3 separate regions of the Homo sapiens genome follow, and all the other regions are linked to region 1. A link is a contact called in ENCODE Hi-C or POLR2A ChIA-PET data. All regions are on one chromosome and are shown on one strand. Each heading gives the region's core, a stretch centred on a gene start or an enhancer-like site at or near the end of the contact. The rest is flanking DNA. Distances are from core to core; before and after follow the strand shown.

What was found. A loop is a pair of places that touch in the nucleus more often than their neighbours do. ChIA-PET counts read pairs that join two places held with the same protein, here RNA polymerase II (POLR2A). Pooled maps may share reads with other maps.
Region 2: a map of CD8-positive, alpha-beta T cell shows a loop between it and region 1 (13-fold over the local background). The contact joins the enhancer-like site here to the promoter of MEF2A in region 1. A Hi-C loop is called at or near these places in 4 of 168 maps with a recorded cell type or tissue (CD4-positive, alpha-beta T cell, CD4-positive, alpha-beta memory T cell, CD8-positive, alpha-beta T cell and 1 more), 1 of 37 single-sample maps with no recorded cell type and 10 of 50 pooled maps.
Region 3: a map of heart left ventricle shows a loop between it and region 1 (2.5-fold over the local background). The contact joins the enhancer-like site here to the promoter of MEF2A in region 1. A Hi-C loop is called at or near these places in 11 of 168 maps with a recorded cell type or tissue (Right ventricle myocardium inferior, aorta, ascending aorta and 5 more) and 12 of 50 pooled maps. POLR2A ChIA-PET finds 5 or more read pairs at or near these places in 5 of 52 experiments (AG04450, B cell, BJ and 2 more).

What each region holds. Positions count from the first base shown.
Region 1 is chr15:99,564,198-99,567,478 of GRCh38, reverse strand. It overlaps MEF2A (myocyte enhancer factor 2A), which reads right to left and starts at 1,495. Exons shown (of 12, transcript NM_001319206.4): 1 at 1,375-1,495. RefSeq lists silencers at 995-1,044, 1,885-2,324 and enhancers at 224-1,197, 1,198-2,173.
Region 2 is chr15:99,927,028-99,930,308 of GRCh38, reverse strand. No RefSeq gene overlaps it. Among named protein-coding and RNA genes, the nearest start is that of LYSMD4, 200 kb to the right of the region's middle. RefSeq lists a silencer at 1,870-1,929 and an enhancer at 1,651-1,945. Within about 2 kb of position 1,793, at least 29 of the 41 ENCODE cell types and tissues checked have a DNase peak (open chromatin) inside an H3K27ac peak, as active enhancers do.
Region 3 is chr15:99,305,048-99,308,328 of GRCh38, reverse strand. The region is part of intron 5 of LRRC28 (leucine rich repeat containing 28); the gene reads right to left. Among named protein-coding and RNA genes, the nearest start is that of LRRC28, 55 kb to the right of the region's middle. Within about 2 kb of position 1,570, at least 10 of the 41 ENCODE cell types and tissues checked have a DNase peak (open chromatin) inside an H3K27ac peak, as active enhancers do; they include ascending aorta, heart left ventricle, heart right ventricle and 2 more, where a contact is called at or near this core.

The DNA of each region.
Region 1 (3,281 bases), core at 246-2,745:
CAGATTCTAAAACTGACAACTAGAGTACTTAGCAGTTGCCAAAACAACACAGCTGGATTCTTAAAGGGAAAGTACTCTTGGGTAATGTACACCTAATTACAGCTTTAGAGAACCTCCTCTTCATATAGTAATAGATGATACAAGACACATGGGAAACATACTGTGCTAAAAACCCGAAAAAATGTTAAGACAATGTTTGTTTAAAAATACATATGCTATTGTTAACACATCACAGCAGGCCTTTCTAATAGGGCATTTATTGGAATCCCAATCTCACTGTAAACTAAAACGCAGGTTAACACTATGTTATATTCAAGCTACACACGGTTCCCTGCTGGACCATAACAGGAGGCTCGCTTCACAGCTCCGGAATCTATTTCGGATGTGAGCAACAATTCTATAGTTACACTTTTAAAGAAAAACTGTTTTCTTATTCAGGATTGCTCACCTTTTCCAAACTTGTTTGCACTATCTCACTTACTTTAACCCTCACAGCTCAAAGGCATGAAATCGAGCCAAAAAGCAAAGTTTCTAACACAAAAAATATTTTCTGCGAGCTGGGATCTAGCCGGATGGCAGGGGTTCAGCCAGCGGTTCCCTGTGCAGCCCCTCTGTCCCCGCGACGTCTCCCCGCACGATCGGGCGTCCGCAACCGCAGGTGTCCGCCCCAAACACCGACCCCGCCACTGACATCTACACACTCACAGAATTCGTACCTAAGCGTTCCACCCCGTTAGACCAATCTTCTCCCAAAGCAGAAGTGGGGGAACTTCTTCAAGTCCAACAGGGCAGAAGGCCCCCCGCACTTGGGGCTAATCCCTTCGGGGAGACCCCCGGGCTTGGAGGGAAAAGGGGAAGGAAAGGGCCCTCAGAGCGCACCTTCTCCGGGGTCTCCCGAGAACTCCTTCAACTTTCAAGGAGGCGACGTCCACCACCGCCCCCCGGCCCCAAGGGGTGCGCGCCCGGGGAGGCTGCTCGCCACCAGCCCGCGCGACTGAGCTCCCCTCGGCCCGCCCAGCCGAGCCCCATCCAGCCCCACCGGCCCGCCCTCAGGGCACCCCGCCCCCACCTCCCCGGGCGCCTAGCTCCTCAGCGCCGACCCCGACCCGACCACCCCTCGCCGCCTCCCAGCACCCTACCCGCCTCCCAGCACCCTACCCGCCCCGCCAATGCGCGAACGCGACCCTGGCCCCCTCCAAGCCGGACACGGCCTCGTCCAGGGGTCCCCGGAGCCCCCCGGGCGACCCTCTCGGCCGCGCCGTCCCCCGCCCCAGCACCTCCACCCCAACCCCTACTCGGTCCCCTAAGCGAGACGCCGCCCCCCTCCAGCACTACCGGCGTCGCGGACTGAGCCCCGCTGCCCGCGGCCCTCACCGTATCTCCGGAGCAGCTGGCGGGCGCGCACACGCCGCAGCCCGGGCCCGCCACCAGCGCTTCGCGCCGCCCGGAGCCGCCTCTTTCAGCCCGGGACTCGCCGGGACATCCGCGCACGGATCCCCACACCGGGGCTATTTTTAGGAGACAAGCCTCGGCCAGACCGGAACTCGTTCTGTGCTGCGCGTGCGCACTACCTCCGCCGCCTCGGTGTCCCTCCGCAGCCCTGCCTCCCCTCCCTCCTGGGTTCCCTTCCTCGCTTCTCCCCATCAGTTTCTTTTCAGGACTGAATTATCCTCTCGGTGGGTTCTAGAGTAATTGGAATGGGAAAGACAAGGGTAGGGCAAAGAGAGTCACGGTGCTTGGAAGCGGGCGCTATTCCACAAGGACGTGGGGGCGGACTATGTTTTTCCGGGTGGGTGAGGAGACGATCACCTGGCACAGGAAGAAGATGACGGCGGCTTGGCGCCGGGGCCGCGGGTTGGAGCTCGCTTTCCTCTGAAGGACCGTGTTCCCCTGGAAGGGATACTGGTCACTTGATGAGGGCCCGGGCGCCTCCCAGGGCGGGGCGGCCCGGCGGCGTCGCGCCCTGCCGCCCCCGCTCCGCCGCTCAGCCGCCGCCACCTCCCTGACCAGCCCCCGGGAGCCCAGGCCGGGAGCGGCCCGGTGACGCGGCGCGTGGCAAATCGCCGCGCGTGGCCTCCAGGGCAGCCAACCCGGGCGGTGGGGCGGCGCGGCGCGACGGGACTGGGCGGGGCTCCCGGGGCGGGGGCGGGGCGCGAGGCCGGCTGCCGCCCGGAGTCCGGGGCCGGGCGGGTCCTTCGGGACGCCCGGGTCAGCCTCCTCCCTCCCTCCCTCGAGGCGCCCTTGGCCTCCCCGGGTGTCGGCTCGCCACGCCCGCATTGTGGCCAGGGCCGCACCTGTGCTCGCCCCGGGGCACGGGCAGGTCACCCTCAGGAGCAAGCACAAGGGGACTCTGGGACCCGGGCCCGGAGAGAAAGGGACTTGAAGGGGTCTCGAGGGCGAGAAGGCCCTTTCGGACTGGACAGCCGAGCTCCCCAGGTCCCAGGACAGTAGCAACCTCCTTATCGTGACTTAATAGTTTCTAGGATGCCTGGGGCGGTGAACTATGTGATGGACATTTTGCATATGACAGCTTATGTAATACTTACAAGGCCCCATGAAGCAGATTCAGTTTCTATTCCCATTTTACAGATGAGGAAAGGGAAGCTGAGCGCTAAAGTGACCTGTCAGGGTCACAGCTTCAGAGTAGGGCCCTGAGGACTTGAACTCCTGACCACTCTGCATGTTGCCTTTTCTGAGATAGGTGCAAAGGGGATAGGCTTGGGACAGCTGTTGTGTTTTCTGGGGCTACTGATTATGTTTATCGAGGTCTTTAGGAGATGAGCCATTGTTGGCCCTCTCATCCTGAAAGCCGCTCACCTCTGAAGAGTTTTTCGGGGCCACAGTGCCTGCATGTGCCCCCAGAGGTGCCTGTGTAATGGACACGAAGCCAAATGGTTGTTTGCATTTGAAGATGAGAAATTCAATCCCGCAGCACTTAAAACAAAGTGGTTGGGGTGGGTGAGCAGATGAGCAGAGGCTGTGAGTGGAGGAACTGGGAAGTTACAAAGGAAGCCAGAGACTGGCTGGCTTCCTCCCTCAAGGACAACGGGGCAATGTGCTGGGGAGAGCCCAAAACAAAGGCGGCACATAGACAGCAGACGCCAGAAAATAAACCTGGAGCTCTGCTCAGAGCTCCACAACACCAGTGTTCAGGGGAGCCAGCAAAAGGAACTGCAGGGAGGTTTTTAAAACATGTCAAAATGTGGTGTAAATCAGCAAGTCATGTGGAAATGCATGCTTTTTAACCTGCCAGAAGCTGCAGAGCCGGCTGGATTTGGCTC
Region 2 (3,281 bases), core at 544-3,043, 360 kb before region 1:
GCCTGAGAATTTGCATTTATAAGAAGTACCCAGGTGAAGCTGCACTGATGATCTGGGGACAACGGGTTAGCTGATTAACTCTGGCCAAAGACAAAATTCTGACTGACCAAAAGTAGTTGACAAGTTAGTGAATAAAGTTGGGTTATTTTAATAGGTCTTCTATCCAGGGGAAAGGAGTTTCAATCAGCACACAGTTGAAAGCAGTAACTGAGAAAAATAAAACCATGTCCACGTGCATGTTTCAAATACACTGTCAGGATTTTCAATAGTCTAAGTAGTCTGTATCTTGTCCAAGGTTACAAGAGACAAAGAACATTATATATTGAGAAGAGATTCAATACAGCAAGAATAAGTAGTTATAAACATTTAGCACTTAACAGAATATGCAAAGCAGAAAGGGAGCGAATTGGAGGGAAAAGTAGTTCTACAATAATCGTCGGAGACCTCAGTCCCCCACTTTCAATAATGGAAAGAACAACCAGACAGAAGATAAGAAAGGAAATGAGAGGACTTGAACAACACAGCAAGCCAAGTGGACCTAACACACACCACCAGGCCCCCAGTGCATTTCAGCTGAGGCCTCTGGACACGAGGCCCACGACAGGTGTCTTAGTGGGCCCACGACTGCTGTGACAAATTACCACAAACTTGCTGGCTTCCAACAACACACGTTTATGATCTTACAGTCCTGGAGGTCGAAAGAGTAAAAAGAGGTCTCACTGAGCTGAAATGAAGCTGCTGGCAGGGCTGCGTTTCTTTCCGGAGGTTCGTTGGGAGAACCTAGTCCCTTACCTTTTCCAGCTGCTAGGCAGAGGCCGCCCTGTTCCGTGGCCCGTCCTCCATCCCCAAAGCCAGAAAAACCGGGCTGAGACCTCCTGGTGCTGTCGGCCTTCTCTGTTCTCTGTTCTCTCTCTTTCTTTCTCTCGCCTCTCTTCCTTATAAGGACAGGTGATTGCATTGGGCCCACCTGGGTGACCCAGGCTAATCTCCTTACCCATTAAGCTCCCCATCCTCAGCCTTTTCTTCTGTCAGATGGAGAATATAATCCCCTAGTTTTAGGGAATTTTGAGGAATAAATCGGATTACTAAACTGTGAGTTCCTTGAGTCAATAAAGATTAACTGAGCACTTACTGTGTGTAAGGCAACTTTCCTAAGTGCTAGGGATACGACAGTGAACAAAACACACAAAAATGCGTGTTTCTGTCTGTGTGTGCAATTAATCTACCTTAATTCCATCCGCAACTGTAATTCCCTTTTGCCATGTAAGGGGACAAATTCACAGGCTCTGGGGAGTAGGATGTGGACACCCTTGGGGCGTTTATTCTGCCTTCCGCAGTGGAGGACTGCAGACGCTGTGGGCGAAATGTTTGGAGCTGGTGCCATTAAAACCCTCTGCAGTTCCCGCTCAAGGTGCAACTCTCAAGTACTGGCACCTGGGTTTGCGGCCACGTGAGGCTCTGAGCAGCATGGGCCTTGGGGACACTGAAGATATCAGAGGCCCTAGAGGTATGTGTGGCTTCCCAGGTTAAAGTTGGCACGGAGAGAGAAGAGCGTGGCAAGTCAGGCAAACCCGGTGAACTCCCTTTGTCAGCCTTCCTTCCGTCTGCCACAAGGAAGGCCTGTACCAGAACCCAGGGCCTTCTGGGCTGAGAGGCCGCAGCCTGCATTGGAAGGCCACTGAGTCACGGACGTGGGAAGATGACCATCGGTGTCCGAGACGCGAGTATAAAGCCAGGCGCTGCCACTCACCAAGCTGCGCGATCTCGGGCGAGCAGCGCTTCGCCAGGCTCGGCCCACGGCGACGCCACAGTGCCACCTGCCGGCCGGACGCCCTCGCTCGCGCACCCCGCCCTCCTCACTCGCGCACCCCGCCCTCCTCACTCGCGCACCCCGCCCTCCTCACTCGCGCACCCCGCCCTCCTCACTCGCGCACTCCCCCGCCCTCCTCACTCGCGCACTCCCCCGCCCTCCTCACTCGCGCACTCCCCCGCCCTCCTCACTCGCGCACCCCGCCCTCCTCACTCGCGCACCCCGCCCTCCTCACTCGCGCACCCCGCCCTCCTCACTCGCGCACCCCGCCCTCCTCACTCGCGCACTCCCCCGCCCTCCTCACTCGCGCACTCCCCCGCCCTCCTCACTCGCGCACTCCCCCGCCCTCCTCACTCGCGCACTCCCCCGCCCTCCTCACTCGCGCACCCCTCCCTCCTCACTCGCGCACTCCCCCGCCCTCCTCACTCGCGCACTCCCCCGCCCTCCTCACTCGCGCACTCCCCCGCCCTCCTCACTCGCGCACTCCCCCGCCCTCCTCACTCGCGCACCCCGCCCTCCTCACTCGCGCACTCCCCCGCCCTCCTCACTCGCGCACCCCGCCCTCCTCTCTCGCGCACCCCGCCCTCCTCACTCGCGCACTCCCCCGCCCTCCTCACTCGCGCACCCCGCCCTCCTCTCTCGCGCACCCCGCCCTCCTCACTCGCGCACCCCGCCCTCCTCACTCGCGCACTCCCCCGCCCTCCTCACTCGCGCACCCCTCCCTCCTCACTCGCGCACTCCCCCGCCCTCCTCACTCGCGCACTCCCCCGCCCTCCTCACTCGCGCACTCCCCCGCCCTCCTCACTCGCGCACTCCCCCGCCCTCCTCACTCGCGCACCCCGCCCTCCTCACTCGCGCACCCCGCCCTCCTCACTCGCGCACTCCCCCGCCCTCCTCACTCGCGCACCCCGCCCTCCTCACTCGCGCACTCCCCCGCCCTCCTCACTCGCGCACCCCGCCCTCCTCTCTCGCGCACCCCGCCCTCCTCACTCGCGCACTCCCCCGCCCTCCTCACTCGCGCACCCCGCCCTCCTCTCTCGCGCACCCCGCCCTCCTCACTCGCGCACTCCCCCGCCCTCCTCACTCGCGCACTCCCCCGCCCTCCTCACTCGCGCACCCCGCCCTCCTCACTCGCGCACTCCCCCGCCCTCCTCACTCGCGCACTCCCCCGCCCTCCTCACTCGCGCACCCCGCCCTCCTCACTCGCGCACTCCCCCGCCCTCCTCACTCGCGCACTCCCCCGCCCTCCTCACTCGCGCACCCCGCCCTCCTCACTCGCGCACTCCCCCGCCCTCCTCACTCGCGCACCCCGCCCTCCTCTCTCGCGCACCCCGCCCTCCTCACTCGCGCACTCCCCCGCCCTCCTCACTCGCGCACTCCCCCGCCCTCCTCACTCGCGCACCCCTCCCTCCTCACTCGCGCACTCCCCCGCCCTCCTCACTCGCGCACTCCCCCGCCCTCCTCACTCGCG
Region 3 (3,281 bases), core at 321-2,820, 260 kb after region 1:
TTTTAAAGATTAAGTATTTATGTTAACGACTTGGAAAAAACACTACTGAGAATCAGAAGACCTAGCATTGTCTCGATTCTACCTTACTAAGTCACGTTGTGTAAGATTCATAATCTCTCAGAGCCTCGAGAATTCTTATTTATAACCAGGGATAAAACCTGCCCTGTTGGTAAAAGAAAGTGAGTGAGACACTGTGAAAATTATAAAGCACTAAATAAACTAAAATCCAACTGCTTCTCACCAACAGTTCTGCTAACACTCTAGTGCAAGCCATCATCATTTCTTGCTGGGGTTATTTTGGCAGATTCCTAACTCGTCTCAGTTTTTGTTGTCGGCGCCTCGTTTAAGTTTTCATCACTGGCCCCTCTTTACAGTTATCTGAGTCATTCTTTTAAACCTAAATGAGATCATAGGACTCGTCTGCTCAAAATCCACCAGTGACTTCCCCTCACATCCAGAATGGAATCCACAGTGACCAAGGTCACACAAAATTAAGTCTTTACTGTTAACAAGTATAACATATTGCACCTTAACAAGATTTTCAATTGCAGGATCTTTAGTTTCGCTTTAAAACTGAGATGAGTGTTGGAAGTCAGGAAAACAAAGGCAAGGCTAATGGCAGAGGAACAATGAGCCAGTCTTCATGGAGTGTGGACTCTAAGAGGATAGAAATAAACTGGGAAGGCAGAAAAATGAGATGAGGAAGAAGGTAAATTTATTGAGTACATACTTTTGGTCTGAGAACTTTTCTATATGTAACAACTTTTACATTTTAAAAAATGAATGAACGGGATTAGAATCTTTGGTCTCTGATGCTAGGACTGGGCATCTATCTGCCTTATTCAGATATTCAAAAGGAGAGGAATAGATCTTTCTAAAAACTATTTTCAAAGATTAGTAATGTTCTGACCACTTCAGTTAAGAATTTTTGATGTTTAGTATTCTTTCTTTCACACTTTTGGATGGCATTTATGGGATGGGAAATCTTACTGGTCCTCAAGTCCGTGGGATTTGACAACTTCAGTTTATATTAAATCCACTTTGTTCTGCACTGTAGCCAGTGCTGCCTTAAGCATGATGTGGACCCTGCACCCTGTATCGTTCTCCCTACCCAACCCACAGTGTCCCAAGTATTAGAATTCTTCATTTCTATCTGCCAAAAGTCTAGTAAAAGATGAGATAAACTCTCTCTCTCAATGAAAACATGCTTCAGAATTACCTGCCCCCAGTGTTTACATACAGTCTAATGGCAATTAAACAAAGATCACCAGAGTGAACAGCTGGCCCCATTCTGACAATGAATGGCAGACGCTGAAGAAACACGTAATGGCTTGAAGGAGAAAAGCAGCAGGCTAATCCTCAGGGCTGAAGGCTCTTCTCCAAACTCAGAGGCAATGGACCCGAAAAGGACCAAAGATGTGCCAGACAAGACGCACCAGCAAGAAGGAAACATGTCAGTGGATAGGAAAGCAGCCCGTGCTCAAACACTCAGCAAAGAAACTGCTGCAGACCAACCTGAAGTGTTAGCGTGACACAGAACACTCATGACACTCACAGTGCAGGACAGACAATAGGCACCAAGGTCACTCAGCCAAGCTGGTGCCAGAGCCAAGGTATAAAACTAGGCTTCTTTTAAAACCTGCCAGAACTTTCTTTCATTTCCTCACACAGAAGCACAATGCATATGTACATTATCAACTCCTTTTATTATGCTATATGGAAGGGTATTACAAATACATAAAAGAATTTAACAAAATTAACAATAATTTTCATACATTACTTAACCAAGAGAGAGCTTTTAAACGTTGACAAAAAATGTGAAATTAAAAACACAAATATGAAGGGTAATTTTTAATTTTGGAAAAGGAAACAATATATCATTTTGTGTGTATGTATGTTTAAACAAAACTGACTTTATTTAGGTATCAGCGGGTTAGCCGAGTTCCTTTAAATAGTTAGGGATTTGCAAAGTGCAAAGCTCATGTAACATAATCTGTGTTTTCCTCAAATCCCCATCGGTCCATTTGCTTAAGAAACCCATGCTTCCTGGCAGGGTGCCGGCATACCAAACCTGCCCAGTCGTGCACAGTTTTATTTCTGTTACTAAATTAGGAAACCGAGTGGGCAATGTCTGGGACAACAGCAAAGAGAAATGCCTCGGCATCATTAGCCTGCAAGTCTCCCTAAAAGCTATATCATTATAAGATATTTAATTTTTAATTAGAGATACCAAGGCAATGTAGCCTAATATTGTGCAATACTAAGAAATAATTAAATGAAGACAAAAGGGAAAAATCCAAATGTTTAACAAAAGTATTCTTCTGAATAGCCTTAATCATGTTGTTAAAAATAAATGAACTACTACCACTCAAGGCTTAATTTCTCAATGACTGGTACTAAAATACTGCCCTCTTTTTCTAAGTGATGAAGGAGAAATGCGAAGTTATGCATCACAATTCTTACAAATATATACTAACATACTTTATGTAGAGCTCAGTTTGAACATTCAAGGAGATTTGAGTGGAGAAACACAAAGAAGGATTTCAAGAAAACAAAGCCACTGTTTTTATTTTCAAATTAATTTATAAATGATAGAAAAATATAGAAGGAAAAATACATAATATTCCTCTTTCCAAATTTTACTGACCCCAAATTTGCACATCATAGAGCTTTTAAAAAAAGATAGTAGCTATTAATTAACATTCTTTAAATAAACAAGCCCTGATATTTTATGGAAAGCTAAAGCTTGAATCCTGAAAGTGTTAGAATTTTAGTTTTAGCGATATCAGAAATACTTTTTTCTTATAAACATTTTGTTAAATTCAAACATCATAAACATTTTCTTAATTAATTTCAAAGTAGCATTCATTTTACTTTAGTTCTGTAAAATAAAAAATTAAATGAATATGTGCTAGAAAATCTACATCTTTACACAGATAATTTATGTATTTAAATATCAGAGTTTAGAAATTACAGAAAAATTAAACCAAGTTTCAGCGCTGTAAAAGCCCTGAAAGACTTGTCAACCATGACTATATTAAAAAGCTGTTCACAATATTTACTACCATTTAGCAAGACAGAAAATTCATTCACATTTATAAAAAATCCTGAGAGATGAACTCTTCCAATAACCATCCTGGCTGTTGGCATGCCTTCATCTAGTCTCCTTTTATATATACGTATTTATATGATCTCTAGAGCACAGCAAAAGGCACCTAGCTGATCTGACGTGTGCCAAAACCCAGAGCCTTTCACTTCTTTGGCTCAACTCCTACCGCTAA